Linked DNA regions of Homo sapiens: region 2 is linked to region 1. The links are chromatin contacts, found by Hi-C in ENCODE. All regions are on one chromosome and are shown on one strand. Each heading gives the region's core, a stretch centred on a gene start or an enhancer-like site at or near the end of the contact. The rest is flanking DNA. Distances are from core to core; before and after follow the strand shown.

What was found. Hi-C counts contacts between places; a loop is a spot of excess contacts on that map. Pooled maps may share reads with other maps.
Region 2: a map of B cell shows a loop between it and region 1 (9-fold over the local background). The contact joins two enhancer-like sites. A Hi-C loop is called at or near these places in 1 of 168 maps with a recorded cell type or tissue (B cell), 27 of 37 single-sample maps with no recorded cell type and 5 of 50 pooled maps.

The regions. Positions count from the first base shown.
Region 1 is chr3:156,975,657-156,981,765 of GRCh38, forward strand. LEKR1 (leucine, glutamate and lysine rich 1) reads left to right here. Exons shown (of 13, transcript NM_001004316.3): 7 at 3,538-3,619. It also overlaps the pseudogene KLF3P2. Among named protein-coding and RNA genes, the nearest start is that of LINC02029, 100 kb to the right of the region's middle. RefSeq lists an enhancer at 2,989-3,118. Within about 2 kb of position 2,940, at least 5 of the 41 ENCODE cell types and tissues checked have a DNase peak (open chromatin) inside an H3K27ac peak, as active enhancers do.
Region 2 is chr3:157,062,390-157,068,714 of GRCh38, forward strand. No RefSeq gene overlaps it. Among named protein-coding and RNA genes, the nearest start is that of LINC02029, 16 kb to the right of the region's middle. RefSeq lists a silencer at 1,906-1,985 and an enhancer at 2,256-2,385. Within about 2 kb of position 4,408, at least 5 of the 41 ENCODE cell types and tissues checked have a DNase peak (open chromatin) inside an H3K27ac peak, as active enhancers do.

The sequences.
Region 1 (6,109 bases), core at 1,690-4,189:
TGTGTAATGCTATCCAGCAAACAGCTGGCTTCATATGAAGAGAGGTTAAGAACTCTTTCTGTCTTGTTCATTTAAAATCATTTACTTCTTATTTAATATCTGCAAAGAACACAGTCACATCATAGTAGAATTTACTGTTGTAAATTTTTTATTGTTTCCATGGGTTCTGCCTTACATCTGCATGGTGTTTAAAGCCAATGCTTCCTTTATTTTTGTAGGCATTTAGGGCCTTGTTCCTCATAATCCAATGTCATGCTGAGTGACAGAAAATTAAAGTCGAATTTCTTTAACTATAGAGAAGGACTGGGCAGAACAATAATACACTTATTTAACAACTCCTTGCCTCAGAAACTGAAGGAGCTGTTTTGTGCAGGTGGCTTAATCTCTCTGCAGCTTATCCTAATGGTGTTTCTTTATTTATTAAGGACAGGAACTGGGCACTCTGCTTCTAAAAACAAAAGGACCAGACTAGTCTACCAGAACCTATAGTGAACTAGTAGGATGTTTATATTTCATTCAGAAGAGCAAAGCTTTGAATTAGCTGCCATTTTTACTGTCTATTATTCTACTAATTCTCAGGTAATTGAGAATTAACTGCATAAAATTACATATCAAGTACCAGTTCTTTGAAGTTCATTTTAAGATAAGTCTTCCTTTTAATTTATAGCTGCATTTAGAAGTAATAACATAAAATTTATCATATGGGCTCAGACCTATGCTTCATCTAGTTTAGGATCATATCCTGACAAAAGCACCAGGGGCCATTTAATAGTAAGGTGTGATTGTTCTCTCTGATGAAATCTTCTCATGGAATCAGTCACAGTAACACCATAATTTTATTAATATTTTTATTAACTATAATATATATTTAAGCTTTCTAAAACTAAAATCTAAACCACCTTTTGGAGTTAGAAATTCTACCAGTTTACTGCATATTTCATTGTTAAGTAATTCTTTTCATTTGTCTTAAGTATACCTCTTTAAGGATTCTGGGAATATGGTAACAGATTTGTAGCCACACTTACCACACTCTTATGGACAATATCATATTCTCTTGCAGCTTTTATATCTCAAGAGTTTATATTTCAAGTGTGAGAGATATAAGAACTTTAGGATCAGGCAGACCTGAGTTTGAATTATAGGATCTAACTAGCTGAGTGACCTTGATAAGTTAATTACTCTAATCCTTAGAGTTTTCTTGGTAGTTGTGACTATACATGAAATTATATGAAATCAATAAAACCTAACAAGTATGGGTCATCTACTCTACACCATTACCTAATAAGTTTTTTCAGACCCGGGAAGGCTTATTGCATGGAATACAGATGGAGCCAGTGGACCTCACAGTAAACAAGTGGAGTTCACCCGTTTGGCTGGGAATTCTTCCTCTCTGAAGTTCCCATCCTTGAACTGGAGAGCCTCTCCAGAGCTGAGCATGCCTTCTTCCAGCCCATGATGAAAAATACTCACTCTCTTCTCTGGGCATGCAGCCCTTTGGCGTGCCACTCTCCATGCCACCGGTGATGGCAGCTGCCTTCTCCTGGCACAGAATACAGAGCCTAGGGATCCTGCCTGGTGGTGGTATGGTCTGTCCCCTTTATGTAAATGAGTTACCTCCAGCAGCCTCTCATTGTTTCCTTGTTGGAGGAAATGGAGAATTCAAATAGTAGCATGCAAGTACCTGTAATTGAATCATATAAGAAGCCTATAGCATAGGAAAAAAAATTGAACCTGTGATCAAACAACAGAGGACAGATTATTATCCTGAAGAAATGTCACCCCCCCTTAATGAACTCAGTGCCCACCCCTTGCAACAAGCATTGTTGCAAGAGAATCTCCCTTAGGTCATAGTGCAGCCTGGGAAGAGACCTTTACTGATGGAATTGGTGGATAACTCAAAGGAAGCAGAGGATACACAGATGTGATTATGACATATGCAACAAAGTATACACTAAAAGTTTCCACGTGAAATCATACAGAAGAACACACACAGGAGATAAACCCTACAAATGTACATGGGATGGATGCATATGGAAGTTTGCTCTGTCTGATAAATAAGACATTTCTGAAAACATACTGGAGTCAAATCTTTTTGGTGCCTGGACTGTAACCACAGCTTCTGTTCTGACCATCTTGCCTTCTACAGGAAACGCCACATGCTAGTCTGAATGCCTTTGTCTCCCACCTCAACATGACTCCCTACTCACCTGGCTCTTTCTCTATACTCCCACCATTATCTATCACACTTTTTACATGTACATTTTAATTTTGATTCAGCTGGTCTGATCCTCTGAATTTATATCATCCAAAACTTCCATATGGTCAGTAGCAGGTACTCTCTAATCCTCCCTCTCCTTACCATGGGTGACCTAAAAAATGAGAACTTTTTTTAGAGATGCTAAGCAAACTATTCTTAGAGATAGATAAAGTTAATGTAATAAGAACAAGAAAACATGTAAACTAAGAAACAAAAATTAATGTATGTAAAAGCACTGGATAAACAAAGGTTTATACAAATGTCTGGTAAATGCTAATTAAAACATTTGTTTAGAGTGAATTTATTTTCTAATTTAAGGAACTAACTCTTTGTAAAATAAAGTTAAGAATGCCGATTTATATAGTTTTATGTATTTATATGGATGCATAAAGATTTTAAAGTTTACTATTAAAATATGTCACTGAAACACCTGAACAGATGGAACATAGAAATTTTACAACTCCAGTGTTTTGAACATTTTTTTTCTGGAGACACCAACCAGTCTATCAGTTTGTTTTCCATTATAACTTATTCTCAAAAAGCGTACCAGCAAGGGCTGTCACTGGGGCTGGGGTTCAGATCACAGTTTCCACACACAGGACAATGGAAGGACTTAGATAATTCAAGCCATTTGTTCTTTCTGCTATGGTTTCAGTTCTGCATTCACACACTTGTTAGACAGGGCTGCTTGAATAATAATCCTCAAATACTGCTTACATTCTCCAGTTAAAGACTCTATGGAAGCCAGTTTCCTGCTTGTATTCTCTTGGTTTTGAAAGTCACTAAAATGCCTTTTAGATGCTACCCAGAGTTAACACGTTCTTTACTATGAGCCTGGAACATGATTTGTCTGTTTTAGTTCTAGCAGGAAGACTCAGCCATGCTTCACAGTTCCAGACCACAAAAGTGAGCTCAGGCAATCATGTGTTTTAGAAACAAGACACGTGATCAGAAATTCTTATGTTTGTCAGCTACATACATTTCCTTTGAAAACATTAGTAAAATTTAGCCTATTAGCTGTTTGAAAATCAGCATGGTGGTGGGGGCAGAAAGAGGCCAACAAATTGGGCCTGTCAAAACCCATTAAGTCTGTGGGGTGTTAGGATAGGGAGGGCTGAGTAGGCAATGATAAGTTGCATATGGACATACAGGCAAAGTGGAATAAGCAGCTGCCTTATTCTTCAGGAGCTGACTAGCAACAAAAGAATATGGTTTACTCTATGAAAATATCTGGACACTTAAAATGTACTAATCAGATGAAATACATTGTGTCATTTCAGATTTACAATGTCTAGTAGAGGCACTTGGATTAAAACTTCAGAAGGCGGTGACAGAGATGGACAACTATAAAGAAATGCTTATGTAAGATGGAGAATATTAAACAACTTATAACAGTGCTCTGTAGATGTGTTACAAAATGGCAAGAATTAGGAAGAAATGACAAGAATTATAAAGACCCTGGTGTGTTCTCTGTGATTCTTTTGGCAGTGATTTACTGGTGTGGGTAATAGTTTACTGCTGCTTTTCTTGCCCACTTTACTGGCCTAGATTATATATTGAAGAACCTGTAAATATTTTTAAATACATGGAGGATTTCTTTCTCTCAATAAGAAACTTACTTATCCATATATTAAAGCTTTCCCTGATAGTTCAAATGCAGTAACTTAATGTGAAATAGTCTTTGAACTTTTTTCTTATCTTTGTTTCTTTATTATCTCTCCACAAGAAACAATATTGAACTTGTATCTCAAAATTACTAATTTTAGCTTCAAAGAGAGAGTTGAGTAGCTTTGAAATGCTGAAGTACTTATGCTTGATATAAGTGAGAAAGAAATATTGGAAAACACGTGATAAGAAAATGATGTAAAATCAAGAACACTATTTCTTTTAAAAATTAATTTTCAGCCTGGGCAACACGGAGAAACTTTGTCTCCACAAAAAAATACAAAAATTATCCATGCGTGTTGGCACACTCCTGTAGTCCCAGCTACTCGGGAGGCTGAACTGGGAAGATCACCTAAGCCTAGAAAGTTGAAGCTACAGTGAACCATGATCATGCCACTACACTCCAGCCTGGGCGACAGAGTGAGACCCTGTCTCAAAATGAATAAATAAGTAAAAATTACTTTTATTTCAGAAATTTCAAAAATTATAGCATAAACATAGTATATCTATAATTATAATACTAAAATAGTATGTATATAATCTTTGAAAAGTAAGTAGATTCTTTTACTTTATGATATATATGATTTTCAGTTCCTATATTTTAGGAGGATGAACCTCATAAAAACATAAATATTTAGAATGCTTAGCAACCAAATGTTTGTGTTGACCATGAACTACTCCTAAAATCAATGTGTTTAATAAAATACTGAACACAAGAAGGAACAAATACCAAAAATACCCTATCAAATTAATGTATACTTGGATTATTTGTAACAAAATAGTTTGTTTCTGAAAAGGAAAATAAAATATTCATACTTTATAACACTGTGGTTAATAGTACAGTAAGTATAGTAGTTCAGGTGTCTGTGTAGATGGCTGGGGTTGAAGGAATTGGTGGACGGGGGTCCTTAGAAGACCCCCTAGGCCCAGGAAGTAACTTTTTGGGAGATTGTTTTAAATCATGAAAAGAAACAAGGTGATGGTTGCTAGAAAAAAAAAAATCGTTGTTGCTGTCCCTCTAATAACATCAAGGAGGGGTTTGGCCATGTGGATATCTCTTGTGGAAAGCAGTCTAGTCAGGCCCCAGCTACTGTGTGATGATTGCTTCTTGGAGTGAAGAGGGCACAGTCTAGGCATAGGGAGGTGGTGTTAGCACACAACTAAGCTAAGAGGGAATTTGTGGGCATACCAAGACTTAGCATATATAGTGGAGTCTTAGAAAGTTAGGAAAGAAGCTTAACATAGAAATGAGCATAGTGAAGAAAAGGAATAAACTTACTGGTAGTGACATGAATTGATATTTTACAGAATAAGTTGGCACAGAATTCTGTGTATATTCATGTTCTGCATAATGACATTTTGGTCAGTGACAGACCATGTATACAAAGATGGTCCTATAAGATTATAATACCGTATATTTACTGTACCTTTTCTATGGTCAGATATGTTTAGATATGCAAATACTTACCATTGTGTTACAATTACCTACACTATTCAATACATTAGCATTCTGTATAGGTTTGTAGCCTAGGAACAATAGGCTATATCGTATAGCCTACGTGTGTAGTAGGTTATTCCATCTTGGTTTGTGTACACTCAAGGATGTTCACACAATGACAAAATTGCGTAATGACACATTTCTTGGAATGTACCCCTGTTGTAAAGCAATGAATGACTGTGCATGGAGCCTGCCCATTTAATATTAACACATGCTTTGTGGTATTTTTGTTTATTATAATTTTAACATAACTTGTGCTGAGAAATGGTGAGAGTCAGGGTAGACTGGAGATGCAGGGAGAAATACACCACTAAAGTCCATCAAACTAATTATCTGTAGGAAGTTACTGTATAATTGCAGAAATGCTGATGATGTTTTATCAGTTTATAAAACTAATGTTTCCTACACGTACAAGACCTTCTTAACAATTAAAAAATGGAGATGATGCCCATTTTTAGAAATGCGAATTAGGAAAGATAGAGCCACTTAAATGGCTCCAAGTGCTGGAGACCTTTCTCTATGCTACCTGTCTCTAGCTCTTCCATCTATACTCTATCTACTCTCCTTTACTGCTAGGATTAAGTTGAGGAGTATGGGCATTTAGGATCAAAGCCTGGGACTGCTTAAAGCCTCAGGTTGCTCAGAGGTCAGGAGGTGAGGCTAGAGTCAAATGTGTGGCTTCGCCATTT
Region 2 (6,325 bases), core at 3,158-5,657, 88 kb after region 1:
TCTCTAGCAATACAACTATGGAAAAACATAAAGAAGCTCATTCATTATCTCAAGGCAAGCTATGTGCCTGGACCTGAGCTAAGAATTAGAGCTATAACCTTAAGCAAGACAGAGTTCCTGACTTCAAAGAGTGTATAGCCTGCTAACACACTCGTGATCACACCACCAAGAGTTAACCACTGCTGATATGTTGGTGCGGTCCTTCCCAATTTGAAAGAAAAAAAAGTTGAGATTACCCTGTGCGTACAGTTTTGTGCCTTGGTTTGTTTTTTCTCTCCTGGTACACAGATATTGTGAGAATTTTCCTCACAGCATTAAATAATCTACAAAATCATGATTTTGAATTGATACATCACACATTGTCATATGAATATATCATTGTTTACTTGAGCGATTCTCTGTTGCTGGGAAATGTTTTCTAGTTTTTGCTACTACAAAATAACACTGTAACAAATATACTTAATCTTTATGCTTCTCTCACAATTTTCTTAGGGTAAGTTTCCAAACTAGCTAAATAACTAGTTCAAAAAGAAAGAACATTTTAGAAGCTCTTGCTGATAGTTTTTCTAATGTGGCTTATAGAAATGTTGTCCGGGTTTGTGTTTCCCTAGCAGGTATCTGAGTGTCTTCTGCCTGGAGATTGTCAAGCGGCAGACCATGAGGAAAGCAAGCCTGGTCCCAGGAATGGGGTGGGGAGTTTTGGCCAAGCGTGACATGAACTAAAAAATGCTGAAAGAAACCAAAAGACAGGCTACAAACTACAATCAATGAATAGCCAGTAGGAACTTGGCAATTAAGGAAATAAATTGTAGGAAATGATTACAACACAGTCCAAGTCAACACAAAGATTTTATTTGCTTCTAGCACAATTTTAGGGCACCATTCTGAAACCTGTGTGTGACTAAAGGGATTCTGAGAAACAAAGGTTCACTGTGGGTGTAGTTAGAGCTCCTTGAGTAGCAAGCAACAGAAACTGACCTTGGCTCATCTAAATCAAAAGGGAATTTACTGGAAAAACAGCTGATCTTTCAATAGCTCAACTGGAAATCAGGTCCAGAAACTAGGAAAGAACAAACAGGAACCGGGGTGACGCCATAGGCAAGAAGCAGCACAGAATCAAGACCTAGGACCTCCTCATTGGGGTCGCTTGGCTACACAACTGTGAATCACAAATGAGCTCCAGTTGGTTTCCATCTTTTGATGACTTTGTTCAAATGTCAGATTCCAAGGAAGGAGGATCTGACCGACCTCATGTGGCTCACATGCATTACCCCAGGCCAGAGAAAGGCAGACACCCTGACTAACAACTTTCCATATGTAGAATAAGTAATTCTTAGAGGTAGGTCAGGGCACAGCCAGCCAAAACCAAAACTGTTTACCATACCATGTTACCTGGCAGGTGAGGTACACTAAGATTTAACCATTGTTAATCTCTGAGCCCAAATTAATTTCCCACATCGAACTCCTGCCTCCCCACCCCACCACACCCCACCAAAGTAGAATTCTGTGGAAGTGAAGAGACCCAGGAACTGTTAAGCTTTGATCAGACACGACTGAGAAATTCTAAATACCAGCCATCGTGTATGTGGTGCTGTGCTGGAAGTTGGTATGAATAAATAATTAAAATAAATAATCCTGCTTTAACTTGAACTGAGGTTTAGCCTTTCTCCCTCCCCACTTCTTTTTCATCTGGAGCTCTGGGCTTTGACTGATTAAAAACAACAAGGGAGCAAGTGAACTGGAAGGAGTCTTGACTGAGAGCCAAAGCCAGACTCCTGCTGCCTTCTGCTGGGCCAGAGTCCCCTCCTCCATCTGATGAGCCTAGTGCAGAAAAGAGAGCCCAAAAGATATTGCCTGGCTTTGTTTGAGAGGAATGCTAAAACCAGATCAGTACAGGGGGCAATGGGAAGCTGGCTCTCCCCAAGAGGTCTCTCCCTTGAGACAAAATCTCTCAGGCTTGTCTTTCTCTCCTGGCTTGTAGGAATCACGCCTCATCCCAGTGGCTATAACTGAAGCCATTGGCCCTGCGTGTGCTGCTTCTGGTACCCGCGAACAGAAAGAAGAAACCCAGTTCCCCTCAGGCACCCTCATCATTCAGCCAGGCAGTGATAGGAAGAAAAGGGGAACTGATAACTTTCAGGAACAGAAGCAAAGTAACACAAATCTCATGGCACTGTGGCACATGACAAGTCACAGGATCAGGGCGGGGGTTCATGCAGGAATGTAACACGGGAGATGAGCTGCCCTTGAGGACAGGGCGGTGGTCAGGAAATGGCAGACTCCACTCTTTCTGAAAAGAGGCCAGGAGTCCTGGTCTCAGGTCCTTGGGTACTGCAGAGCAGACGTCATTAGACATTTCCTTTGAGTAATCAGGACTGCAGGTAATGAATTACTCCCTTGGGAAGTGGGTTTGGGGCTGCAAAGTGGGGACAGTGATCCTACACTGATCTCCAGAGTCAACTCAGTCTTCAAGAGTACATTCTAGAAAGACTTTGGGATCTTTACATCCACAGAGCCAAGGCAAGATCCCAAGAGCTCTGGAGAATGCTCTTTCAGAGTCCCAGAGGAGTGGAGAAATGACCATTTGGTCCAGGACACTTGCTGATTTGGGAAGGGGCGGCCTTGCCAGTCTGTGGAGCCAGGGTCTGAGTAGAATCATCACAGAGTACTCTGCCCAGAAAGAGTTACAGTGGCCCCACCACATGCAGAATTTAGAAACTGCCATGCCATACAATACTAGTAAAAATATTAACAGGGTTCCAGTTTTCCCCACGATAAACACTTCAATATTTTTTTCTAAAATATCAAATCATTTCCATTTTTTCTCATTTTCTAGGGCTTTGTTTGCCTAGTCTGCTTCGGGTAACGATGTGCTAGGCATGGCCCCAGGAGGCTCCAGCAGACTTTGTTAACTGGCAAGAGGCTGCTTTTGTGCATCACAGCAGGAAGAAAGTCTACATGTGAAAAGCTTCCTGCTTGGAACATGGGGGTCAAGAGGACTTGCTCCTAAGGAGGAGAATATCTGTCCTGGGCAGGCTCTGTTCTCCCCCACAGGGCTTCTCTGGGTGGGCCCCTCAGCCCCATCTGCAGAGCGGAGGCTGAAGGACCAAGAGCAGGTCATGTGGGTCTGAGGGCACCTGGGATGAACTGTCACCCTGAGAACTATCTGTTGAACGCAGCCTTCTCTTCGGTGACACTTAGTCCCAATCTAAGGGTCTCTGGCATGGAGCGTGTCAACTCAGCATGCAAGCTCTGCTGCACCGGCCATCCCTCTTCCACAGATGCTCTTGCCTGCCTTTCCCTGTACTCAATCCCACCCTCGCTCTGTGTCCATCCCTAAACCCACTGTAGCTGGAAGTCCATTTCTCTCCTTCTATGGGGCACTTACATTCTTCTGACCTTTCACCTGTGTTGCCTACACTTAGCTTTTCCTTTTAACTTTTAATCTGTTTTGGGCTCATATCTAAAGTCTATCATATGCTCCAGAAGGCCAGGGTCATTTTTTTTTCTATTCTCTGTGTGTCCTGCACAGTCCCTAACACATAATAAGTGCTCCTCTGTGTCCCTTTTTCCTCAAAAAGCTTGCTGATAATAGCTCAATTACAGGACACATACATCACCTTCACACATTACCTAGAACAGTGGCCCTTAACCTCTTAAGAGTGACTATATTCTTAAGAATATAGTGAAAGCGACAAACCCCTCCTCAAAAAGATGCACATGGACATATATGGAAAAATTGCTTCATGCAAATTTCAGGATTTTACAGCCCCTCTGCAACCTGTTCAGCCATTGACTCTAAGCTAAGAAACACTGTTTAAACCGGTTCTTTTAACTGCACTGCGAGGTGGCTGCACAGACATTGTGGCCTGTGTTTAACAGGTGGGAAAAACTGAGGGTTGGAGATGGGGAGAGACTCCTCCAGACTGCTCTATATGGTTGATTGGTGTGGCTCCTTGCCCAGTGCCCACATCTCCTTTGATATCTATTTTGCAGATTTGCCCTGAGAAGTGCAAAATCAACACAGAAATATCTCTTCCATCAGTACCTGTGCATCAGGGCAGAAACTGTAATTCTTGTCATTCTTGCCCTTGCTATGATGTTTGGCATCTGATGAAACAGTGCCTCACAAAGTCCAGCTGCAATTCTTGCCAGGGCTGAAGCGAGTTCCTCTCCTGGTGTCAGAGGACAGCTTGCTTATTGTTGTAAATTTTTTATTTTCTCATCAGAGGCTCCCAGCTGTCTCTCCAAATCTGAATACAAGAAGTCAAATGTGAGAGCAGCCAGGTGGAGTTATTAGCATTGCGGCAGACCTTCTCATCTCAGCAGCTGCATCAGTTATTCTCGTGTGTTGGCTTGAGATGCCCTGCACCAAACCATGGGCCCTTTACTCAATCGACCCCATGATTCGGAAGGCCCCGGCATCTCGGCAGGCAAATGACGTGATGAGGAAGGAGTCATGGAAGGGCATTGAGCCAGCACCTTACACAGCAGCTTCAGTTTCCACTGTCAGTGCGTGATATGTGAATGAAAATCCCTGCGTAGTCATTAATGCATAATGCCTCAGTCACTGCCTCAAAAATCAATCTTTTACTGCCTCAACGAGGAAAAAAAACAATCCCACTGCTCTCCCAGGCCCTGTAGTGTGAGTCTATCATGGCCACTTGGGCATCACTTGGGCTCAGCTCCCTGACATGACAGAGTGTAATAGCTTCATAAAAAAGCAAGAGTGGTGGTTTTTTCAAACACCATTTGCTGTGTTTGAACAAATGTGCTTCATCACAGCTCCGCCTGCCTGTGGGCTGCTCTGTAGCTGACAGATAGCCCCAGCCTAAGGAAGCTAAGGTAAAGATACATGAAGTTCACCTTCCTGCACACTCAAAATATTCAAATCTTCTCTAACCACAGCCACAGGGCTCGTGCCAAATAGGTGTGCCCCTTCCTTGAATTTGTATGTGTGAATATTTCAAGCAGTGATGGCCCTGTATACCTTCTAAGGAAAAATATGTCTCTCAAATCAGCTGTTGTTGTTACTTTTTGCCCTTGTGGTTTCCCGGCATGACCCCAGGCACCTGTTAGTAGCTGTTGTGCTCCAAGACCACAACCTCCTAAACAAAGGTATTTATATTTCAAAGGGGATGAGGCCTTATTCAGTTCCTTCCTTCCCCACCTCCTTTAAGAAAATTCCAGCATTTGGGCTGGGCGTGGTAGCTCACTCCGGTAGTCCCAGCACTTTGGGAGGCCGAGATGGGTGGATCTCTTGAGGACAGGAGTTCGAGACCAGCCTGGCCAACATGATGAAACCCCATCTCTACTAAAAACACAAAAATTAACTGGGCATGATGGTACATGCCTGTAGTCCTAGCTACTCAAGAGGCTGAGGCAGGAGAATTGCTTGAACCCAGGAGGCAGAGGTTGTAGTGAGCCAAGATCTTGCCATGCACTCCAGCCTGGGAGACAGAGTGAGACTCCATCTCAAAAAAGAAAAAAAGAAAAGAAAATTCCAGTGTTTGACTAGCGTGCACTGTGATAGCCTGTCAGGGAGAAATATTTGGCCAGAGGTGTAAGTGGCTGCTGTGCACTGTTGTGTTAAAATGACGGTGACTCTAGGAGTCAGGACACTGTGTAGGACATCACTGAGCATCATGTCTGGTACTTTCTCTCAGCCTCCTTTGGGAATCACCTGCATCAGTGGTTCTCAACCAGGGGTAGTTCAGGAGACATTGTCAATGACTGGGGATACTGCCAGTGTTTTTGATATCATAACTTGGGAGGAAGAGGAGGAGGAGGAGTGCTACTGGCATCCATTGGGGAGAGGCCAAGGATGCTGCTCAACATCCAGCAGGGCACAGGACAGCCCCCCACAACCAAGAATTATCCAGCCCAAATGTCAATGGTGCCAACGTTCAGAATCACTGGCTACATTGACTAAGTCACTGCCACTTTCGCACTACAGTCTGTTCCAATAATCTGTGGTAGAGATACACATCTGGATAGGAAAATTGTCATCCTTCTTCAATTCATTTAAATTTCATAAAAATGTATTGGATGTCTAACCTGTGTAAGGGCCATGGGAATGATGACAGAGAGCGTCTCGGCCTTCCAGAAACTTAAGTCCAGTGACAGAGACAGACAAGTGCGTACCAACCATGCAATGCCATATCAGGAGCGGGTGGCGAGTGCTGTCACAGCATACAAGGGGCTGGGAACCTGAGAAGCAGAGATGACCTCCAGCCGGCCCAGAGGGCAGGCAGGCTATGCAAAGTTTTCAGAAAAAAATAGATGTGAGCTGTGGGGGCTGCAGGGATGAGGAAACCTCACACAG